2 separate regions of the Homo sapiens genome follow, and region 1 is linked to region 2. A link is a loop called in an ENCODE intact Hi-C map of the cell type or tissue named here. Cell type or tissue: Caco-2. All regions are shown on one strand. Links, peaks and the distances in the headings refer to the core of each region. The heading gives the core; the rest is flanking DNA. Region 1 has its middle 17 kb from the start of SCREEM1. Region 2 has its middle 30 kb from the start of TRERNA1.

The links. Hi-C counts contacts between places; a loop is a spot of excess contacts. Peaks named below come from ENCODE experiments on the same cell type or tissue, not always from the same donor. Only the 100,000 strongest peaks of a DNase experiment are listed, where the experiment ranks them.
Region 1: a loop joins it to region 2, with 5 times the contacts of the local background. A loop is called at or near these places in 2 of 110 quality-filtered maps.

What each region holds. Positions count from the first base shown.
Region 1 is chr20:50,008,881-50,017,202 of GRCh38, reverse strand. No RefSeq gene overlaps it. Among named protein-coding and RNA genes, the nearest start is that of SCREEM1, 17 kb to the left of the region's middle. RefSeq lists an enhancer at 692-1,419. In Caco-2, for the core only: no CTCF peak of the experiment used is centred there; DNase peaks (open chromatin) are centred at 676, 1,022 and 4,372.
Region 2 is chr20:50,067,762-50,076,083 of GRCh38, reverse strand. No RefSeq gene overlaps it. Among named protein-coding and RNA genes, the nearest start is that of TRERNA1, 30 kb to the right of the region's middle. RefSeq lists enhancers at 2,009-2,518, 2,519-3,028 and a silencer at 4,525-4,764. In Caco-2, for the core only: CTCF peaks have their summits at 4,645 (motif pointing right), 5,358 and 5,557 (motif pointing right); DNase peaks (open chromatin) are centred at 293, 4,653 and 5,573; H3K4me3 peaks cover 649 bases.

The sequences.
Region 1 (8,322 bases), core at 275-8,274, 59 kb after region 2:
GACTTTCGGAGGTGGCGGTGGGTGGATCGCTTGAGGTCAGGAGTTCCAGACCAGCCTGGACAACATGGCGAAACCCCGTCTCTACTAAAAATACAAAAATTAGCCAAGCATGGTGGCGGGTGCCTGTAGTCCCAGCTACTTGGGAGGCTGAGGCAGGAGAATTGCTTGAACCAGGGAGGTGGAGGTTGCAGTGAGCTGAGATTTTGCCACTATACTCCACCTTGAGCGACAGAGCGAGACTCTGTCTCCAAAAAATAAAATAAAATAAAAATACAAAAATTAGCTGGGCGTGGTGGCCCATGCCTGTAATCTCAGCTACTCAGGAGACTGAGGCAGGAGGATCCCTTGAACCTGGGAGGTGGGGGTTGCAGTAAGCTATGATCACACCATTGCACTCCAGCCTGGGTGACAGTGTGAGACCCTGTCTCAATTAAAAAAAAAAAAAAAAAGAGAGAGAGAGAGAAAGAGAGAGAGAGAGACAGAGAAGCCAACACAGCACTGGTTGAGCACCTAGCATGTGCCAAGTGCTTTCACATGATCCTGTTAAGCCTCCCGACAAACCTGCCTGATGATGTTGCTTTGGGAAACAGGAAAGGGAGCCTTGGAGGAGGTGAACAGACCAGGCCAAAGCCACCCAGAGCAAGCTCTGCTTCTAAGCCCTTCCCTCCACTCCGGCCCTGCCTGATCTCGACCTCCACGAGGGGGGAACTAATAGGGGCCGTTCATCAGACACTCGCTGCAAGAACAGTCGCTGCCGTTTCCCCATGGCTGAGTCCCTGCTACCCTGTCCCCGGATACCCCTGAGGCTCTGAGTGCTCCAGGCCCTTGCCCTGGGTCACACAGCAGGGAGAGGGGAGCCAGGGTCTGCACCCAGAGCTGCCTAAATCTAATTAGGGCCTGAAAGTCAGGGCTGGCTCCCACCGTCGGGGCCAGGGTTACAGTGGGAGGAGCCTGCCGCCTTTCCAGCGACCTCCTGGACCTTGTCTCAGCTGGAAGAGGGCCCCAGCCTCTGCTCTCATCTGGATGTGACAAGAAACAGCCCAGCAGCTCACCCTAGACAGGGCAGGGGCGGAGCTGGAGAGGGTGGGAAGGGAGGCGCCAGCCATGCTCCCTGAGGAGTGGTGAGGAGAGCAGGCGCCGGGGATGGAAGGCCTGGGTTTGAACCCATCTCTGCCCCTTAAACCCTGTGTGAACTGGCGAGTACCTGACCTCTCTGGTCTCCTCTGCAAAGTACGTCCAGGCAACCTCCTGGGGGTGTGGGAAGCCCCCAGGAGCTGGTGCTTGTAGCTAACATTTACGAAGCCCCAAGCCTGGCCAAAACCTGGGATTGGCCTAGGATGAGCAAGCACTTCCTTCATCACCGCCTGCGGGGAGGGAGGTGCTCTTATTATTACCTCCACTTTACAGAGAAGAAACTGAGACACAGAGGAGGTGACTTGCCAGATGATAGTTACACAGTCAGGAAGTGTCAGAGCACGGACTGGAACCCAGGCAGACCTGGCTCCAGAGCCCACCTCTTCGCCACTCCCCAGCGCCGGAATGCAGTCAAGTTCCAGGTTAGCAGCTCCTTACCCTGTTGCTGTTGACATCTACCAGGGTTTCTGGAGTTAGGGTCCTACCCTGGTCTGGAAACGGAGGCGGGGGGAGGGGGGGAGGGGACGAGGGGGCGCGGTGGGGGGTGGGGGGAACGTCCCTATATTCCATCCCCAACAGCCACCCTGCCAAGGAAATGGGCCCGGAGGGGGTATGTGCGGCGCCCAAGGGTGCACAGCCGTGGGGTCAGGTGTGGCTTATCAGGGCAGCATCTTCCCCGCCGGCATCTCCTGGATCCCCCTCATTTATACTCTCTCTCTCTACCCCCCGCTGTGGGGCGGGGGCTGCCTCCATGCCGGCTCCACGCTGACTCCACGCTGGCTACAGGACATTTGTTACTGTGTCAGTTCTAGCTCCCACCCCGATGGGGGGGCCGGCAGGCAGGGGGCTTCCTGGCGGCCCTGGGAGGGAGGAATGCGCCCCCACCCCCAGCCCCATATGGCCTCCTTCCTGGCCCATCTGCTTCCCATTGCCCTACGCGGCTGCTGCGGGGCCGCTGGAGCCCGCCCGCAGGGGTGTGAAGTTTATGTGGCTGGGCCTGGAGCCGGCGGTGACAGGGCCACACACGTTCACACAGACACACACTGGACACCGCCCACCAACCCTGCTGCATGTGTGCTCACACACACACATCAGTCCACCCCCCACGTCCCCAAATACACCCACAGTCTCACATTCACTCCCATCAACTAACACCAGAGACTTTCAACTCACACACACACACCAGTGAACGCCATACCAAACCCTGACACACACGTACACAACGCACTCTCAGAACGGACCCCTGCTCACACACACAGCCACACACAACACGCTGACTCACACTGCCTGACACCCTTCCTAGATGTGCCCCTACACTCACACCTGCACACACACACACACATCCACCCCAACACACAAAGACACACCAGCTTACCCAGATGACACAAACACAAAACGGTGACTTCCACACAGGCCCAGACCTCGGAGAGGCCATTGGATGGGGAAGGGGCCCCCTCCAAGGCACAGGACGGCCTCTCCCCCAACCCCTCTATCAAGAGCCCAGACCCCTGTGCCAACACAGGCCACACGCTGTCCCACCTCCTCCTTATTCAACCCTAGAGGCCGAGGAGGCCATTCCTCAGAGGAGGCCTGGAGACCAGCAGCCACTGGCCGAGGTCTCCAGGGAGTGTGGGCAGAGACCGATTCCAACCCAGGCCACCTACACTGGGCACTCAGCACTCCAGCTCAAACCCCTGAGGGAGCCCCCATCTGACTCCCCTCCTTCTGGGCACCTGCACCATCCCCAGTGAGATCCTATCACTCACCACCACCTCCAGGGCCCTCGAAGAGAATTCAGGGATCTGTGAACTTGGACTGGGGGAAAAAAAGGGATGTCCTGATTTTCACTAACCGCCAACTGGAATTTGGCATTTCCTTCCCTTACGAGCAGACGTGGGAAACCACAGTGGCAGTAGCTGGACGGTGGCTTTGTCAATCAGAAATCCTTTGTCCATGTCTCTTTACAGTGTCATAGAAAGAGCATTCGTCCTCTTCCTGATTTCAAAATTACCATAGTTGGCTGGGCATGGTGGCTTGCGCCTGTAATCCCAGCACTTTGGGAGGCTGAGGAGTTTGAGGCCAGCCTGGGCAACATGGTGAACCCTGTCTCTACCAAAAATACAAAAAATTATCTGGGTGTGGTGGTGTGGGCCTCTGGTCCCAGCTACTCAGGGAGCTGAGGTGGGAGGATTGCTTGGGCCTGGGTGGTGGAGGCTGCAGTGAGCCATAATCATTCCACTGCACTCCAGCCTGGGCAACAGAGTAAGTGCCTGTTTCAAAAATAAATAAATAAACAAAAACCAAAAAGCACAGCTGTCACCATATCAAACATTCAGCTATTAAATATTTTAATGACTTTAGTTTAATATAATGTTTTACTTTAATGCTATACAATTTCATTTATAAAGGTAAATCTAAGGCTGGGCGTGGTGGCTCATGCCTATAATCCCAGCACTTTGGGAGGCTGAGGTGGGCGGATCACGAGGTCAGGAGTTTGAGACTAGCCTGGCCAACATGGTGAAACTCCATCTCTACTAAAATTTAGCCAGGCATGGTGGTGCGTGCCTGTCGTTCCAGCTACTCAGGAGGCTGAGGCAGGAGAATTGCTTGAACCCGGGAGGTGGAGGTTGTGGTGAGCTGAGATTGCCCCACTGCACTCCAGCCTGGGCAACAGAGCGAGACTCTGTCTCAAAAAAAAAAAAAATATATATATATATATATATATACACACACACACACACACACATGAATCTAAATGTATAATAAAAAAGGGATCTATGGCACAGGAGCTGATCAGAGCCCCGAACTAGGCCCAGGTACTGTATTCTTACACACTTCTACTATTATAGCTTTTTACAGTGAGGACCACAGTACAGCTGGAATAGCTTGCCCAATTCTAAATGGCTGAGCCAGGATTTGAACCCAGGCAGCTGGCTCACCCTTGAGCTCTAAGCTATTCTATCTGTGGGAACCCAGTGCCCAAGCCCCGCCCCCAGGAAGAGGATCCTGGGGTCTGGGAGGCCCCGTCACACACACCATCCATCCTGGGGACCTGGAAACCTCCTGTCCAGCCCAGGGCAGGTCCACCTGGCTGCCCCAGCCAGAAAGGAGCCAGGGCAGCGTTTACAATGTGTGAGAATTCTCACCCCGCAGCAGTGGCAGTCAGAGTAGGCTCCCAGCTCCCAGGCCCCGGCTCTGCTGGAGGTTCTGCAGTAAGCTGAAAATGAGCTTCCTCTGTGGGGCCCCAGGAGGCAGGAACAGCCGGTGGGTCCTGGAGCCTTATCATCCCTTATCGTTGATTCACCTGACCTTCTGCTTATCTGTAACTCAGGAAACCTGTCCTCTGCTAGCCAGAAACCAAGTCACCAGAAAGAAAGCTGAGGCTTTCTTTGTCTTCCACGGCCTGGCTTTGTCCATTCATTCATTCACTGCTTGAGCATTTCTTGAGCACCTACTGTGTGCTGGGTTGGGGGCAGAGGCTATAGCTGTGAACGAAGTCCCACCCTCACTGAGCTCACTGGCAGGTGGAGGAGACAGACAAGAAACAAGTGAACCAAAGGCATGCAAGATAATAAAAAGAAATAAGTATCTTTGCCAGGGGCAAAGAGAAGGGCCAAGGCAGCAGGGCTTAGACACATGGTCTGAGAAAGCTTCTTTAAAGAGGCGATCTTCAAGCCCCAGCCTAGCGGAAGTGAGGGAAACAGCTGCAGAGACAACAGGGGTAAGAAAGTGTTCCAGGAAGAGGGAACGGCAAATGCAAAAATCAACACCTGGCTACCCTGAGCTTCACTTCTGCCTTCTCTGAGTCTGAGTCTGAAATTGGTCCTTTGGGCCAGGTGTGATGGCTCATGCCTATGATCCCAACACTTTGGGATGCCAAGGTGGGAGGATCACCTGAGATCACGAGTTCGAGATCAGCCTGGCCGAACATGGTGAAACCCCCGTCTCTACTAAAACTACAAAAATTAACCGGGCATGGTGGGGGGTCCTTGTAGTCCCAGCTACTTGGGAGGCTGAGGCAGGAGAATCACTTGAACCCAGGAGGCCGAGGCTGCAGTGAGCCGAGATTGTGCCACTGCACTCCAGCCTGGGCAACAGACCAAGACTCCATCTAAAAAAAAAAAATAAAAATAAAAAAGAAAAGGAAAAAAAAGAAATTAGGGGTTTGCCCCTTCCCCAAGTCCCATATCCTGGAGGGTCACCTGCCTTCCCCTTCCTCCAGTCATCCTCTCATGCCTCCTCTCTCCTTCCAATCCAAGGACCCAGGGTGTTAATTATATATGCAACCTGTGCAGCTTTTCCCTTCCCTTCCCTTCCCTTCCCTCCCCTCCCCTCCTCGCTCCTCTCTCTCTCTTTTTTTTGAGACAGTCTCACTCTATCACCCAGGCTGGAGTGCAGTGGCACAATCTCGGCTCACTGCAACCTCTGCCTCCTGAGTTCAAGTGATTCTCCTGCCTCAGCCTCCCGAGTAGCTCGAACTACAGGTGCCTGCCACCATGCCTGGCTAATTTTTGTATTTTTGGTAGAGACGGGGTTTCACCATATTAGCCAGGCTGGTCTCGAACTCCTGACCTTGTGATCTGCCTGCCTTGGCTTCCCAAAGTGCTAGGAGTACAGGTGTGAGCCACTGTGCCAGGCTCTTTCTTTCTTTCTTTTTTGAGACAGAATCTCGCTCTGTCGCCCAGGCTGGAGTGCAGTGGCGCGATCTCGGCTCACTGCAACCTCTGCCTTCTGGGTTCAAGCGATTCTCCTGTCTCAGCCTCCTGGTGACTGGGATTACAGGTGCACATCACCATGCCCGGCTAATTTTTTGTATTTTTAGTACAGACAGGGTTTCACCATGTTGAGGAGGCTGGTCTCAAACTCCTGACCTCAGGTGATCCACCCACCTCGGCCTCCCAAAGTGTTGGGATTATAGGCGTGAGCCACTGCGCCCGGCTCTTTCTTTCTTTTTTGAAGCAGGGTCTCGCTCTGTCTCCCAGGCTGGAGTACAGTGGCATGATCACAGCTCATTGCAGCCTCAACCTCCCAAACTCGAGCAATCCTTCCACTTCAGTCTCCCGAGTAGCTGGGACTACAGATGCGTGCCACCATGCCCAGCTAATTTTTAAATGTCTTGTAGAGAGAGGATCTCGCTATGTTGCCCAGGCTGGTCTTGAACTCCTGGGCTTAAGCAATCCTCCTGCATCGGCCTCCTAAAGTGCTGGGATTACAGGCCTGAGCCACTGGGCCGGGCTTGACTTTTTGTTTCTATGTCCCTCTGCCAGGGGCATCCGTCTGTTGCCTTGCCTGGGATGGAAACCCAGGAGTCAAGAAGCTAGTGGCTCCTGCCCTCTGTTCTTCGTTGGGCTTCTGACACAGTGCCTGGCCCATCCGCACTTGACAGATGAGAAAACTGAGGTTCAGAGAGGTACCTCGGGGTGGCTCCAGCCCCACCATGGCAGCTCCGGGCTGGGCACCTGCAGGTCCTGGGCCCTTAACTTTGATCTTATTAATGACCTCCACTTTCAGGGGCCGCTCCAATTTCTAGTGTGGTTCAGGTGTCCCCTTAGGCCATGGGGCACGGCCCTGGCATCTGAGTGTGCCACCGTCTCCTGAGTGTCTCAGCCTCAATTTGTGGTCCATGGGGCGGACCATCGTGTTAACAGCATCCGTAAGTGACCGGTGTCGCTGGTTGCTCCCGTGTCCTGGGCCCCAGGCCGCAATTTAGTCCTGCCGCCCCAAAAGGGAAGGGCCTATTCAGCGGAGGAGGTCAACGAGGCCAGGGGAGCTTGGCCCTGAAGGCGTCCTCCCAGGGCGGGGACGGTGAGGGCGCCTCCTGCTCCTCCACCTGCCGGCCGGGGCGCGCGGTGGTCCCGGGAGGGCCGGGGAATGCGCGGGGGTGGTCGCCGCCCCCAGCCCGGCTCACGTTTCCGGCCCGGGCCGCACAGCCCCCGCCGCCCCCTCGCCGCCGCCGCCGCCGCTGCCGGCCCCCTCAATAAGGCGCCTCGCCTTCCACCTCCGAATTTTCCACGCAGGGTTAGCCTGGCGACGCGCTGTCTGCGGGCCCCATAAAGGCGGCCGTGTGCTGCATTCGTCTCGCCGGGGCCGCGGCCTGGAGGGGCGCCCGGGCTGCGAGGGGCCTCCGCCTGCGGCTGCAGAAAGGGCCCCCTCCTCGGCCCGGCAGGCGCAGCCTCCAGAACTCCAAGTTCAGAAACACCGTAAAGACAAAGAGCAAACATCGCAGCCAGCCTGCGCTGGGCCCTGCTAAGGGTGCGGAGGGGCTTCAGAACCCATGGCACCCTCCTAGTCGACCTGGGTGGCAAAGCCTTCTCTGAGCCTTTGCAGGAGGGTAGAGGAGGCTCAGGGGTTGGAAGAAGTTGTCCAAGGTTGTGCAGGAGGAATGGGGCAATTACAATGAGTCGGGCTCCCAGCCCAGCTTCGTTGTGGAGCCTCTGCTTCGTGCCAGGCACTGCTCTAGGGCTTGGAGTATTGCAGTGAACAGATGCAAACCTCCCTGCCCTCCTGGGGCTGACATTCCATCGGGGGGAACCAGACATTGGCAAAGAAACCCCTGAAATAAAGTGTCAGGTGCCAGTGAGTGCAGGGGCGGGGGGGGGCGGGGCGGGGGGAATAATGCAGGGAAGGGGGTTGGGAAGTGACGGTGGTGGGCATGAAATGGCTCCTGGGATGGTCAGGGAAGGTATTTTGTTTTTGTTTCTTTTATTTTTCGTTTTATTTTATTTTATTTTTGGAGCCAGAGTTTTGCTCTGCCCACCAGGCTGGAGTGCAGTGGCACCATCTCTGCTGACTGCAACCTCCACCTCCCAGGCTCAAGCCATTCTCCTGTCTCAGCTTCCTGAGTAGTTGGGACTGTAGGCATGCGCCACCTGGCTAATTTTTTTTTTTTTTTTTTTTGAGATGGAGTCTCACTCTGTCGCCCAGGCTGGAGTGCAGTGGCGCGATGTCGGCTCACTGCAAGCTCCGCCCCCCGAGTTCAAGCGATTCTCCTGCCTCAGCCTACCGAGTAGTTGGGATTACAGGTGCCTGCCACTGCGCCCAGCTAATTTTTGTATTTTTAGTAGAGTTGGGGTTTCACCATCTTGGCCAGGTTGGTCTTAAACTCCTGACCTCGTGATCCACCCGCCTCAGCCTCCCAAAGTGCTGGGATTACAGGCGTGAGCCACCGTGCTCGGCCCTTTTTTTTTT
Region 2 (8,322 bases), core at 272-8,271:
GCTACTCGGGAGGCTGAGGCAGGAGAATCGCTTGAACCTGGGAGATGGAGGCTGCAGTGAACTGGGCTTGCACCACCGCACTCCAGCCTGGGTGACACAGTGAGACTCCGTCTCAAAAAGAAAATAAAGGGAATAGAGTGCAGGGCAAAGTCTCACCTCTGACCCCGTTCTCCCAAGGCAAGCACCAGTGTGTGAGCCTCTGAGATGGCACAGGCAGCACGCGAGCAAACGCAAGTGCAGCCAGCACCACTCCGCATTCTTTCCCCCTCCCCTCATGCACTTCCCCCACTTTTTTACGCAAATGGGAATGTGATCTCCACTTAGCTCCTCCCCGGGATATTCTTCCCAGTGCCCTGCAGAGCAGCCTTGGGGATCCGCTCCGTAGTTAAGCGCAGCACACCCAGCACATGAAGGGCCACCACCACGGTGGCCAGGCCTGGACTGCTGGGCCTGAGGTGGTCTCTGCTGCTCTGCTGCCCGCTGGCCTCAGGGCATGTGTGTGCATTTGCATACCTCTGTAGAACACAGTTCTAGGAGCAGGTTTCTCCATCCAAGGATACAGGCATATTTTATTTTATTTTATTTATTTTAATTAATTAATTTATTTATTTATTTTATATTTTATTTTATTTTATTATTTTATTTTATTTATTTTATTTTTGAGACAGAGTCTCACTCTGTTGCCCAGACTGGAGTGCAATGGCACTATCCTGGCTCACTGCAACCTACGCCTCCTGGGTTCAAGTGATTCTCCTGCCTCAGCCTCCCGAGTAGCTGGGATTACAGGCGCCTGCCACCATGCCCGGCTAATTTTTGTATTTTTAGTAGAGATGGAGTTTCATCATGTTGGTCAGACTGGTCTCGAATTCCTGAACTCAGGCGATCCGCCTGCCTTGGACTCCTAAAGTGCTGGGATGACAGACGTGAACCACTGCAGCTGGCCTCTTTTTTTTTTCTTTTTCTTTTCTTTTTTTAGATAGAATCTCACTCTGTCACCCAGGCTGGAGTGCAGTGCTGCGATCCCAGCTCACTGCAGCTTCTGCATCCCTGGTTCAAGCGATTCTCCTGCATCAGCCTACCGAGTAGCTGGGGATTACAGGCGTGCACCACCACGCCCGGCTAATTTTTGTATTTTTGGTAGACGGGGTTTCACCATGTTGGCCAGGCTGGTCTCGAACTCCTGACCTCAAATGATCCACCCGCCTTGGACTCCCATGCCCAGTGTATTTTAACTATCTCATTCATTGCAGTAGTTATTCCTTTGTCCCTCTTGCAGGTGGGCGCCTCATCTGGCTTCTTCACTGCCATGAACCCAGTGTTAAAAATAGTGTTGAAGGCTGGGCACAGTGGCTCACGCCTGTAATCCCAGCATTTTGGGAGGCCAAGGTGGGTGGATCACCTGAGATCAGGAGTTCGAGACCAGCCTGGCCAACATGGTGAAACCCCATCTCTACTAACAATACAAAAATTAGCTGGGCGTAGTGGCACGTGCTTGTAATCCCAGCAACTCGGGAGGCTGAGACAGGAGAATCACTTGAACCTGGGTAGCGGAGGTTGCAGTGAGCCAAGATCAAGCCATTGTACCAGCCTGCGTGACAGAGCCAGACTCTGTCTCAAAATATAATAATAATAGGCCTGGCGTGGTGGCTTACGCCTATAATCCCAGCACTTTGGGAGGCAGAGGCGGGTGCATCACTTGAGGTCAGGAGTTCAAGACCAGCCTGATCATCATGGTGAAACCCTGTCTCTACTAAAAATACAAAAAATTAGCTGGGTGTGGTGGTAGGTGCCTGTAATCCCAGCTACTCAGGAGGCTGAGGCAGGAGAATGACTTGGACACAGGAGGCGGATGTTGCAGTGAACCGAGATCGCGCCATTGCACTCCAGCCTGGGAGACAAGAGCAAAACTCTGTCTCAAAATAATAATAATAATAATAATAATAAATAAATAAGTAAATAAAATAAAAAATGGTGTCTAGGCCGGGCACGGTGGCTTAAGTCCGTAATCCCAACACTTTGGGAGGTGAGGTGGGAGGATCACTGAAGCCAGGAGTTCATGACCAGCCTGGCCAACATAGTGAAACCCCGTCTCTACTAAAAATACAAAAATTAGCCAGGCGTGGTGGTGCACACCTGTAATACCAGCTACTCCGGAGGCTGAGGCAGGAGAATCACTTGAACTCGGGAGGCGGAGGTTGCATGGAGCCAAGATCACACCATTGCACTCCAGCCTGGGTGACAGAGTGAGACCCTGTCTCAAAGAACAAAACAACAACAACAACAAACAGTGTCCAGCACAAAGTCTGACTGTGTAAACTGAATGAATGAATCACTCCTCAGGGCTGGGCCTGGCCTTCCTCTCTTGGTGGGTCACATGGACCTGTGAGGCCACTGGCAGTGACAAGGGAGGGGTCCCAGTGGCCCCGTGGGGCCTCCTGTTCCCTCTGCCCTGCATGCAGGGAAGCTGGGTGGCTGGGTCAGGGGGCAACAGATGGACTGGCTCAGAAGCCTGGCCTTCCCTGGCAGGAATTTTGAGAATCAGATCTGAGCAAGTCCCCCTTACACCCATTGCCAGCCATGAAAGAGAGCAGACGGGGGTTCCACGACCCAGGGTTGTCCATGGTGGGCAGGAAGCTAAGATGGAAGCCACTGCTTTCTGATTGGCCAGGGAAGGCCTGTGCCTCAGATTCTTCAGGGTCACCAGCAGAATCCAGAGAAAGCACAGGCCACAGTGGCTTGGAGGATCCTGGAGAGGCCACCCACCTTCTTCAGAAGCTGATGGCACCTTCATTCCCTAGGCCTGGCCCTGGGGCTGGCTTCATCTTGGGGTTCCCAGTGGGAGATTCTAGTGCCCCTGCCAGGAACCAGGGGAACTGATGTGGCATGCCAAGGACATTGATTAATATAACAGTGATGTCAATACCTCACCCTCAGTCCAGGATGCTGTCTGATAGGTGACAACTGATACTGGTTGGGTAGGTGTGGTGATATGAGATTTCCCACCACCCCCCCTTTTTTTTTTTTGAGATGGAGTCTCGCTCTGTGGCCCAGGCCAGAGTGCAGTGGCGCGATCTCGGCTCACTGCAGCCTCTGCCTCCCATGTTCAAGCGATTCTCCCACCTCAGCCTCCCAAGTAGCTGGGACTACAGGTGCGCAACACCATGCCCGGCTAATTTTTATATTTTTAGTAGAGACAGAGTTTCACCATGCCGAAATTCCCTTTTAAAAATACCCTTCGGCAGGCGGGCACGGTGGCTCATGCCTGTAATCCCAGCACTTAGGGAGGCCCAGGTGGGCAGATCACTTGAGGTCAAGGAGTTTGAGACCAGCCTGGCCAACATGGTGAAACCCCGACTCTACTAAAAATACAAAAATTAGCTGGCCATGGTGGTGCGTGCCTGTAATCCCAGCTACTAGGGAGGCTGAGGCAGGAGAATCACTTGAATCTGGAAGACGGAGGTTGCAGTGAGCCGAGATTGTGCCACTGCACTCCAGCCTGGGAGACAGAGTGAGACTGCATCTCAAAAAACAAACAAACAACAAAAAAAACCCAGCAACTTTGTCTTGGCACAGTGGTTCATGCCTGTAATCCCAGCACTCTGGGAAGCCAAGGTGGGCAGATCACTTGAGTCCAGGAGTTTGAGACCAGCCTGGGCAACACGGCAAAACCCCCTCTCTACAAAAAATACAAAAATTAGCTGGGCATGGTGTTGCACACCTGTAGTCCCAGCTACTCGGGAGGCTGAGGTGGGAGGATCGCTTGAGCCCAAGAGGTGGAGGTTGCAGTGGGCCGTGATTGTGCCACTGCACTCCAGCCTGGGCAACACGGCGAGACTCTGTCTCAATAAATAAATAAACATATACATAGATATAGATATAGATATAGATATACACATATATATATACACTTAAGTAAAAACCAATTATCTAGGAGCAAATGTCAAGTAAAAGTACAGGTAGGGCTCAGATGCGGCAAAAAATCATGTTGGGGTAGGAGCCTGAGTAACATCAGCGAGCGCATACAGGTTTATCCTTTGGCCTCTGGCCCAGCTGTTAATGATATATTCATGTTTATTATCTGCCCCCTCCCACCCCCACTAAAATGTCAGCTTCAAGAGGGTAGGGATGAGGCCAATTGTGTTCACGGCTGTGTTCCTGCCATCTCACACAATGTTGGGCATACAGTAGGTGTTCAGTGAATACTTGTGAATGGGTGAATGGCTGGCTGGAAGGCCATGCATGAGTGAATGAGCGGAGGTGACACCTTCACATCCTCTCTCCGCCTCGGTGGATGCCAGTGCAGGCCCAGGAGTCAGCCGTTTCCACTACCAGCTGTGTGGCCCCGGGAGGGCTCCTTAACCTCTCTGTGCGTTTCCGTTGCCATTTCGCCGGGTTATTCTAAGGATTACGTGTGGTTTTACATGGTGTGGGCTTCTTGCAGTCCTCGGCACGGAGCACCCCTCCGTAAATGTTATTTCGCTATTGTTCTTTCCTTTCCTTTCGGTGTATTCTGCTTATGTATTCGCTATTGCTCTTCCCCATCTCACCGACCAGAAGAGTGAAGCTCCTCCCCGCTCTCCTGGCGCCCGGCTTCCCCGTTCTGGCTCGGGCCTGCACGCCCGCCCTTGGCCAGCAGAGGGCGCTAGCGCTCTAGGGACCAACGCTCCGGCTGGGCCGGGCCACGCGTCATCTCTCAGCCGACCCGAGGCTGGGGCTGGAGGAGGGGACAGGCGTGACCGCCGGGGCAGGGGTGGACCACCGGACATCTGGGTGTGTGCCTTTGGCACAGCGGGAGCCTGCTGGAGGCTCCCAAAGCGGAGTGGGCAAGCTTTTTCCCCCAGTGCGCTTCCAACCCTTTTTCTTTCTTTCTTTCTTTCTTTTTTTTTTTTTTTTTTGCGACAGGGTCTCTTGTCGCCCAGGCTGGAGTGCAGTGATGCGATCACGGGTCACTGCAGCCTCCAACTCCTGGCCTCAAGCGATTCTCCTTCCTCAGCCTCCCGGGTAGCTGGGACTACAAGTGGGCGCCACCACGCCCAACTAATTATTTATTCATTTAGAGACAGGGTCTCACTCTGTCACCCAGGCTGGGGTGCAGTGGCATGATCAAGTCTCATTGCAGCCTCAACCTCCTCCTCAAGCAATCCTCCTGCCTCAGCCTCCTGAGTAGCTGGGACTACAGGTGCAGGCCACTGGCCAATTAAAAAATATTTTTTTTTTTAATTAGCCGGACGTGGTGGCGGGTGCCTGTAGTCCCAGCTACTCAGGAGGCTGAGGCAGGAGAATGGCGTGAACCCGGGAGGCGAGCTTGCAGTGAGCTGAGATCACGCCACCGCACGGCAGCCTGGGTGACTGAGCGAGACTCAGTCTCAAAAAAAAAAAATTTTTTTTAGTAGAGACAGGGTCTCGCTGTGTTGCCCCGGCTGGTCTCAAACTCCTGGGCTCAAGTGATCTTCCTGCCTTGGCCTCCTAAAGTGCTGGGATTACAGGCGTAAGCCACCATGCCTGGCCTCCAACCCATTTTTTGCCAAGGACCAGCTGAGACTCAGAAAGGGTTGTCCAAGGTCACCCAGCAGGTGGGGGTAGTGGGGGTCATGCTGTGAATACAAGGCTTTGAAGCTCACATACCTCAAGGACCTGATAGGGGCTGTGGAGAACACAGGACTGACCACCTTTGCCTCTAGAATGCTGGCCCACATGGCCAAATCTTCCAAGTCTTCAAGAGAGACAGGGACATCAGGATGTAGTGAAATGTCTCGATTTTTATGGTAGCAATGAATTAAAGGCTTTGTTTGTTTTTGTAGAGCCAGGGTCTCATTATATTGCCCAGGCTGGTCTTGAACCCTTGGCCTCAAGCGATCCTCCCGTCTTGGCCTCCCAAAGTGCTGGAATTACAGGCGTGAGCCACCACTTCTAGCCTTATTTGTTTATTTATTTATTTTGAGATGGAGTCTTGCTCTGTCGCCAGGCTAAAGTCCAGTGGCGCTATCTCGGCTCTCTGCTACCTCCACCTCCCGGGTTCAAGCGATTCTTCTACCTCAGCCTCCCAAGTAGCTGGGACTACAGGTGTGCACCACCACACCCGGCTACTTTTTGTATTTTTAGTAGAGATGGGGTTTCACCATATTGCCCAGGCTGGTCTCAAACTCCTGACCTCAGGTGATCCGCCCACCTTGGCCTCCCAAAGTGCTGAGATTACAGGCATGAGCCACCATGCCTGGCCGCCTTTTTTATTTTTAATCACAGTTTCCACCTCTGAGCAACCTTGGAGGTAGCTCACCTCTTCCTCCCTTGGAGGAAGGTGTTTTGAAACAAAACCATCCCCCTGGTTTCTTCACCTGCCTGCCTGAGCTTCTTTAGGCTTCAGTTTACCAGTGACTGCATCTTCCAGGACTGCGCTACCCAGGACATCCCCTCCCTCTGGGTTAGGAGCCAGTCTCCATCCCTGAGCTTCCCCAGTAGAGCTTCCATTTGTTCATTTGTCCATTCATTCATTCAACAAGCATTCATTGAGTGTTTACTGTGTGCCAAATACCGTGTGTAGGGACATGCAGTGATGAGACAAAACCCTCCCTTCGTGGAGCTGATATTTGAATGGGGGAGTTAGACAACAGACAAAGAAGGAAATGCACTAGGTTCTTTTCCAGGCGTTCAGCACATACCCAAGTAAAGGAACAGAGGGCAGGCAGGCAGCAGTGGGCAGGGGGCCTCTTGGAGGAGGTGACCCCAAGTGAGGAGGAGCTGCCAGCCCTGGAGTCTGGTAGGTATTGTTCCAGGCCAAGAGAACAGCAAGAGCAGAGGCCCTGGGCGGTAAGATGCAAGTCACATTATCACATTAAGTCCACAGCACAGGGGCTGGGCGCAGTGGCTCACACCTGTGATCCCAGCACTTTGGGAGGCCGAGGCAGGTGGATCACCTGAGGTCAGGAGTTCGAGACCAGCCTGGCCAACATGGCGAAACCCTGTCTCTACTAAAAATGCAAAAATTAGCTGAGCATGGTGGTGGGCACCTGTAATCCCAGCTACTCAGGAGGCTGAGGCAGGAGAATCGCTTGAACCTGGGAGGTGGAGGTTGCACTGAGCCGAGATCATGCCACTACACTCCAGCCTGGGTAACAGAGCTAGACTCTGTCTCAAAAAAGAGTCTGCAGCACATGGCATGCAATAGACACTCTGTAAACAGATGGATAAATGGACAGATGGATAAATGGACAGATGGATAAATGGACACATGGATGAGCTTGTGGCCTTGGCAGCCCCCTCTCTTGGCTTGGTTGCCCACATCTCGCCCTGGGGGTGGACATGGACACCGCCTGGCACAAGGAAGTGGCTCAGTCAGCTCCGGGGCTCCCTGAGCTGCACCCCAGCCCAGAGTGGGGGTCTCCCCTCCCAACAGCAGCAGGAGCTGTGGACTGGCTGCCACGCCCCAGCCATTCACAATCTGGGGGACACTTCCCCTGACCTGGTCCAAATCCCAGCTCTCCAGGGTCACCCTGACCTACAGACCTGACCACTCTGAACCTCAGGCAAGGCCACCATCTGCCCACGCCAGCCCTGCCTCTTTCATACTCTTCCCTGCCCCCAGTGGCTCAGGCGCCCAAGCCATGGGTTCCTTGGAATGTAATTCTTTTTCTTCCCAGAAGCCTGGGCCGTTCACTTCCGGCCACACTGCCCTTGGTGCCTTCCTGACCCTTTGCTTTACAAACCTGACACGGTGGCCAGAGGCTTAAAGCCGGACCCAGCCACACCACCTGGCCTCCCCATCGTGCCATGGCCCATCTGTCAGCATCCTGCCCTGGGAATCTGACTGTAGACACCAGGACCCTCCACAGCCGTTTCCCACAAACCCCTGCTGGGAACATGCCTACCTGGCTGTGCCATCCAAAGGGCACTGCCCTCTACAGCTTACAGGCTGATTCCAAATCCTAGAGCTCCCGCTTCACCAGGGGCATGTTGGTATCCACACTCCAGAGCTGCCCATTCCACAGATATTTAATGAGCAGCTACCGTGTGCCCAGCACTGCCCTAGGCCCAGCAGACACAGCGGGGAACAAAATAGTCAGAAAACGCGGCCCTCGTGAAATGGATGTTCTGGGAATGGTGACAGTCAGGGCAAAGGACTAGGGAGAAACAGTAAACAGATGAAAAAGTAAACCATGTAGAAGATGAGATGGTGATAAATGCTATAGAGGGAAACAAGGCAGGGAGGGGGATAGGGGATGGGGTGGGGCAGAGGTGCCATTGAAAATTGGAATGGGGGCAGGTGCCTGATGCTTGAGAAGTGGCATTTGAGCAAAGACCTGCAGGAGGTGAGGGAGTGAGGCA